Linked DNA regions of Homo sapiens: region 2 is linked to region 1. A link is a contact called in ENCODE Hi-C or POLR2A ChIA-PET data. All regions are on one chromosome and are shown on one strand. Each heading gives the region's core, a stretch centred on a gene start or an enhancer-like site at or near the end of the contact. The rest is flanking DNA. Distances are from core to core; before and after follow the strand shown. Region 1 has its middle 12 kb from the start of ERLNC1. Region 2 holds the start of LINC00303 (long intergenic non-protein coding RNA 303).

The links. Hi-C counts contacts between places; a loop is a spot of excess contacts on that map. ChIA-PET counts read pairs that join two places held with the same protein, here RNA polymerase II (POLR2A). Pooled maps may share reads with other maps.
Region 2: a map of left colon shows a loop between it and region 1 (2.2-fold over the local background). The contact joins the promoter of LINC00303 here to the enhancer-like site in region 1. A Hi-C loop is called at or near these places in 2 of 168 maps with a recorded cell type or tissue (MCF 10A and left colon) and 2 of 50 pooled maps. POLR2A ChIA-PET finds 5 or more read pairs at or near these places in 3 of 52 experiments (Caco-2, HCT116 and activated T-cell).

What each region holds. Positions count from the first base shown.
Region 1 is chr1:204,128,123-204,130,895 of GRCh38, reverse strand. No RefSeq gene overlaps it. Among named protein-coding and RNA genes, the nearest start is that of ERLNC1, 12 kb to the left of the region's middle. RefSeq lists enhancers at 11-513, 514-1,017. Within about 2 kb of position 1,340, at least 15 of the 41 ENCODE cell types and tissues checked have a DNase peak (open chromatin) inside an H3K27ac peak, as active enhancers do.
Region 2 is chr1:204,039,818-204,042,590 of GRCh38, reverse strand. LINC00303 (long intergenic non-protein coding RNA 303) reads left to right here and starts at 1,326. Exons shown (of 6, transcript NR_027902.2): 1 at 1,326-1,499; 2 at 2,197-2,326.

The DNA of each region.
Region 1 (2,773 bases), core at 91-2,590:
GCCCCCTATTTCTCTCACTCAGCTTCTGTGCCTTTGACTCTCTTAGTAGAACCTACCAGTTAAACCCGGTAAAGCACTGCTTAGGGGGAACTAGGCTGTGGATTACAAGGACTTTGGTTGACCCAGGAGATGAACCAGTGACATTCTAAATAGAAGTGCTCAGGACACCTTCCTCGGTCATGTCTGGCTCCCAGCTGTCAGTGGGGTGGGGAAGGGGCTGCTCTGCCTGAGAACAGGCAGGAGTGATTTCTGGAACCAATCCGTCACTTTTTCAGAAGGCCAGAAGGAAGAGCAGAAACTCAAAGATGAGAAGGGGGCACCCCTCTTGGCAGCCCAGTCACTCCGGCTATACTTCCCAGGCTGTGCACTGGGCAGCAGCTGCTCCAGGACTGCCCCCCTGCCAGTAAGTGCCCAGTGCCCTTAGGGGCAGCAGAGGCAACAGCAGCAGCAGCCTGCCAGGTGGACTCTGGTTGTTTGGCTTTTGCCTGCAAAAAGCACCCTGGTGCCATGGCAACCACTGGAGCTGGCACCTGCAGCTGGAGCTTTCAAGGTCATGGTGATCCAGCATAGCCAGGCCCTCCATGGGCAGCAGCCTCGGGGGGTGACAGTGGGGGGACACGAGCGAAAGAGGTGCCCAGGCATAGGGATGGTGCCAGGGCTGGGCAGGTAGGGGCCCCCTGGGGTCACCTGTGGGGTCAGGTGGTCATCATAGACACTACCTGTCTGGACTAAATAGCAGTGTCCCCGCTCCTTCTTCCTCTCTGAGCCACCTCTGGAATTGAGGGCAGAATTAACACTGTGAAGCCAGCTTTGTTTCCAGCCTCCTGGGTCTTGATGCTGTTGCGCTGGAGATAAGTGTTGCAGTGGTGAGTAGGGAATGGCTGGGACAGAGCCCCCCCCCCCCCCCCGGGTATTGTCCTGTGCCCCTAAGGTCCTGACCACCATCTGTATGGGAAGGAATTAACAGCAGACATCATCCCACTGCCGCCTCTGAGAAAGCATTCTCCTTCCCCCAGTCCTCCAGGGGAGTGAGCCGGTGTGGTGGCAGGGAACACAACCCTGTTCCTCAAAGTCTGGGAGTTCCACCTTGGCTCCTTTCACTGCCACCCCAGGCTAACCAGCACTCCTGTCCTCCTGGCTGAGCACCAGGCCTGGGAGCCTCCCAGTGTGATCCGGGTTCCACCCCCTCGGGCCCCTTCCAGGACTCTTAGCAAAGAGCTCTAGTTAAAGGACTCCTGGGCACATTCACCTTCCCAACGGGCTCTGCCCCTCGGTCTCTGCCGGAGACGCACGGAGGGGACGAACTTGTAGCCCAGCTTTCCTGGTAATGACCACAGCACTCTGCTCCTGGCCTCTCCAACCACCTGGCCCCATCCTGCCTCTCATGAGACAGGGGTGGGGCTCCAGGACCCGCAACTGTGTCTCAGCAGAGGGAATAAGGCAGGCAAGACAAGAGGACTTGCGGGAGGGAAGAGGAACTCAGGACCGACAGGTGGGAATGAGCCAGGCTGGGAGAGTCTTGAGACTGGCAGGACATGGTTTGGACCCACCAGTGGAGTGGAGGAGGCCGGGGGCCGAGAGGGGCGGGCGGAGAGGGGAGGGCGGAGAGCGGAGGGCCGGAGGGCAGAGGGCTGAGGGGAGTGGGAGGTGCAATGGGCAGCTCTCCATCGTGACCACCAGGGGGCAGGCGCCGCCGCCAGCTCCTCCTCCCACCTCTGCCTGCATCTTTTCCAGACGTGGCGTGGGGAGGGCGAAGGAGAGGAGGCTCTGAGAACCCGGGCTGGGGAAAAAACAGCCAGCCAGCGTTCAGGACGCTCCCCATACCAAATGGCTGGGCCCTTAATTCTTGGGCAGTCTCCATTCCACACCCTCCCAACTTTGTGGCCCTAGAATCAACCACCACACCTACCCTCTCTCACCACTACCCTCTCCAATCTAGAAATCCCTCCACCAGTACTCAAGAGCTTGAGGACTTGAGTTGGGAAGTTCACTCTTTTTTGTGGAAAAGGTGTTCTTTATGTCAAGACAGTCTTGAACCTCATCCAGGAGCTCAAGTTCTGCCTCATGAACTTTGTGCAATACTACACTTTGCCCACCTGGCAGTTTTGGAGAAAGCAATCTTGTCCTTTCTGTCCAACTCTGTCTTCTTTTCTAGAGGAAACACGCCTGACCCTTCTGACTATTCCTCTAAGGACAATGTGCACCAGGATCCCTCCTGTGCTCCTCCATGTGGGGTGCCTGCTTCAGGGCCCCTCCATTGTGAGACTTCCCTAGTGAGGGGGCGAGGAAGGGCACGCTACCCCTGGGACTAGGTCTGTGTGGGGTACACTGGACCATCACCTCCCCTGTTGTGAACACAAGCCTCTATTAATGCAGCCCAAGTCCAACTCTTCCACAAGAACTACTGCCATTCGGTTTTGCTGTCCCCACTCTATACTGATGGGATTAATTTTTCACTACAAGATGTGTCTCTCTAGAGCCTGGTTAATATGCATTTTTGAGGTGTTTCAGTCTGTCATCCGGCCCTTGCAGGCCTATTACTTCTCCTAATGGGATAACTAGGTCTGAAGTGTTCACTCAAAGCATGTGTCATGGATAGAGAGCCCTGAAGCATTATCATTAGAGACCCTGCTTCATTAATTAGCATCGTAGGGGCCTCAGATGGGCTTCAGGGTAAACCTTTGTGGGCCCTTTTCTAAGAAAAGGATCCACAGCTTTCATTAGAGTCTCAAAGGGCTACTTCTCTGAATGGTAAGAACCAGGTATAAGGTTT
Region 2 (2,773 bases), core at 77-2,576, 88 kb after region 1:
CATGATTGTGAAGCTTCCCCAGCCATGTGGAACTGTGAGTCTATTAAACTTCTTTTTCTTTATAAATTACCCAGTCTTGGGTATTAGCAGCATGAGAACAGAATAATACATAGGGCATATTCACTTCTCTGTTCCTACTGCCTCACCTGAAAAATAAGAGTGGTCAGAGTGCCCACTACCCAGGGTTCCTGGAGGACCAAGTGAGATAATTGGTGTAAATCCTTGGCACAGATCTGGGACACAGCAGGTGAGCAGCCGTGTTGGCCATGGTTAGTCCGTCATTCTGAGGACGGCACCGCTCTGCTTTCTAGAGCAAGGTGGCGTGGCAGTCCCAGGAAGGACCTGCTGCCTAAGAGAGGTGGGAGACCTGGAATCCCCTCACCAGGGGAGGCTGTGTGTCTCCAGACAGTCCTACTAGGGGATTTCAACCCAGCAAGTGAAAGTCACAGCCCCCCAGAGGAGACCCCCATTTTGTCACAGTTAAACTGCATAACTGATCTAAGGGGGAGAGTCAGGGAACTCGGGTTCTGACTCGGACTTGGCAAGTCCCTTAGCTGTGCTCGTTCTTACTTCTCTTGTTTATGAAATCGGGCTCATCTCTGCCCTGCCTCATAGACCAGGACAAATGAGGTCATGCTGACAAGCAACATGAAATCAGTAAAAAATGTTTTAAAGGACTCTACAAAAATAAAACGAATTATTATCACAAATCATAATAGAATTAATCTACATGGCCCAGGGCAGCCCTTGGAGATTTATCTGTGGGTAGTAGAACTTCTTCTCTTTCCCGTTCTTTTTCAGGGAGGTTTTTTCCAGCAGGCCCCTCTGCACCTTGGGGACAGAGTGGAGCTGAATGTCCCATGTAACTCACAGTCCTGTCTTCCACCTCCCACTCATCCCTCCACTGGGAAATCTCAATGTATTTTTAGGGAACCTCATTCCTCCCGCCCCTGTTTCCTTTCCAGGGCATGCCTGGGAAAGTTCTTAGGAACTCGTGAACCGAGGCTGCTGTTAAGGACGCTGTCTTTGGCCTGGGCTTTGGTCCCTGGCCCAGGTCCCCAGGAGGGCTGAGATGCCCCGTGGCAGTGAAGAGAAGAGTGAGAAAAATCCATGTGACGTGTCAGGGAGGGGCAGCTGCCAGAGGCCCCCAAGGAGGGAGAATGAGTAAACAGCCCAGCCACCACCCCCAGTCCCCCTGTTCCACTTGGGTGCAGGCGGTTCAGCTTCAGAAAGCTGGGGGTGGGGCAGGCGGGTGACACATGCTCCTCTGGGAGTGGGATAAATAATCTTCAGCTGCAACAATAAAGATCAATTATGACCTAATCACTCCGCCCGATTCCAAAAGCCCAGGGGGTGGGCCTCGCCCTTCCTCTCCCTCCAGGTTTAATTATCTGAAGAGTCTTGGACTTTCATTTCTTGTTTTTTGCTTGTTTGCTTGTTTGTTTGCACCTGGTTGATGTATAAGTCTTGGACTTTGGGAGACCCAAAAGAGAAGGAAGGTCTGCAAATAATTAAGCCAGGGGATGGCCTTCAGGACAGGATTGTCTGTGGGCATGGGGTGGGGGTAGAGGATATGGCAGGTTCCCCCTTGGTACATCTGTGTGGGTTGGGTATGGGGTGAGGGCAGAGAACCAGAGCAGGGGAGAGAAGGCAGCTGAAACAGACAAGTGCTTCAGGCACAGGAAGAAAATGGAGTGAGACCCGAGAGGCCTAATTCACTGACCAGTAAGGCAAGGAACATGGGAATCCCTTGTACCCAGAGTTCTCCACAGTGCTCATGGTACATTTATTACAGATGTTGTATTTTTAAATATTTACATATTTATTTATTTATTATTTCGAGATGGAATCTTGCTCTGTTGCCCAGGCTGGAGTGCAGTGCCACGATCTTGGCTCACTGCAACCTCCACCTCCCAGGTTAAAGAGAGTCTTTTGCCTCAGCCTCCCGAGTAGCTGGGACTACAGGTGCCCGCCACCACACCTGGCTAATTTTTGTATTTTTAGTAGAGACGGGGTTTCACCATATTGGCCAGGCTGGTCTCGAACTCCTGACCTCGTGATCCGCTGGCCTCGGCCTCCCAAGGTGCTGGGATTACAGGTGTAAGCCACCATGCCTGCCCTAAATATTTATTTATAAAGATTTAATATAAATATAAATATAAATATTTAATATTTGTAATGTTACAAATATTACAGGTGTTGGCAATATCCTTGAAGAGACTAAAAGAACTCAGAACAACACTGAACAAGCCAGCAGAGCCATCAACTCACCCCTACAGTCTCCATACACAGACTCCATGAAAGCATTGGCCATCAGCTCTCACTGGTGTGGATATGTCACCAGTGGGGTAGAGTTGTTCCTCTCTCTGACACTGTATTAGTCCATTCTCACACTGCTATTAAAAAACAAACAAACAAACTTGAGATTGGGGTAATTTATGAAGAAGAGAGGTTTATTTATTTATTTATTTATTTTGAGACAGAGTCTCACTTTGTCGCCAGGCTAGAGTGCTGTGGCGCGATCTCAGCTCACTGCAACCTCCAACTCCCTGGTTCAAGGGATTCTCCTGCCTCCGCCTCCCAGGTAGCTGGGATTACAGGCGCGTGCCACCACGCCCAGCTAATTTTTGTATTTTTAGTAGAGATGGGGTTTCACTATGTTGGCCAGGATGGTCTCGATCTCCTGACCTCGTGATCTGCCCGCCTTGGCCTCCCAAAGTGCTGGGATTACAGGCGTGAGCCACCGCGCCCGGCCAAAGAAGAGAGGTTTAAT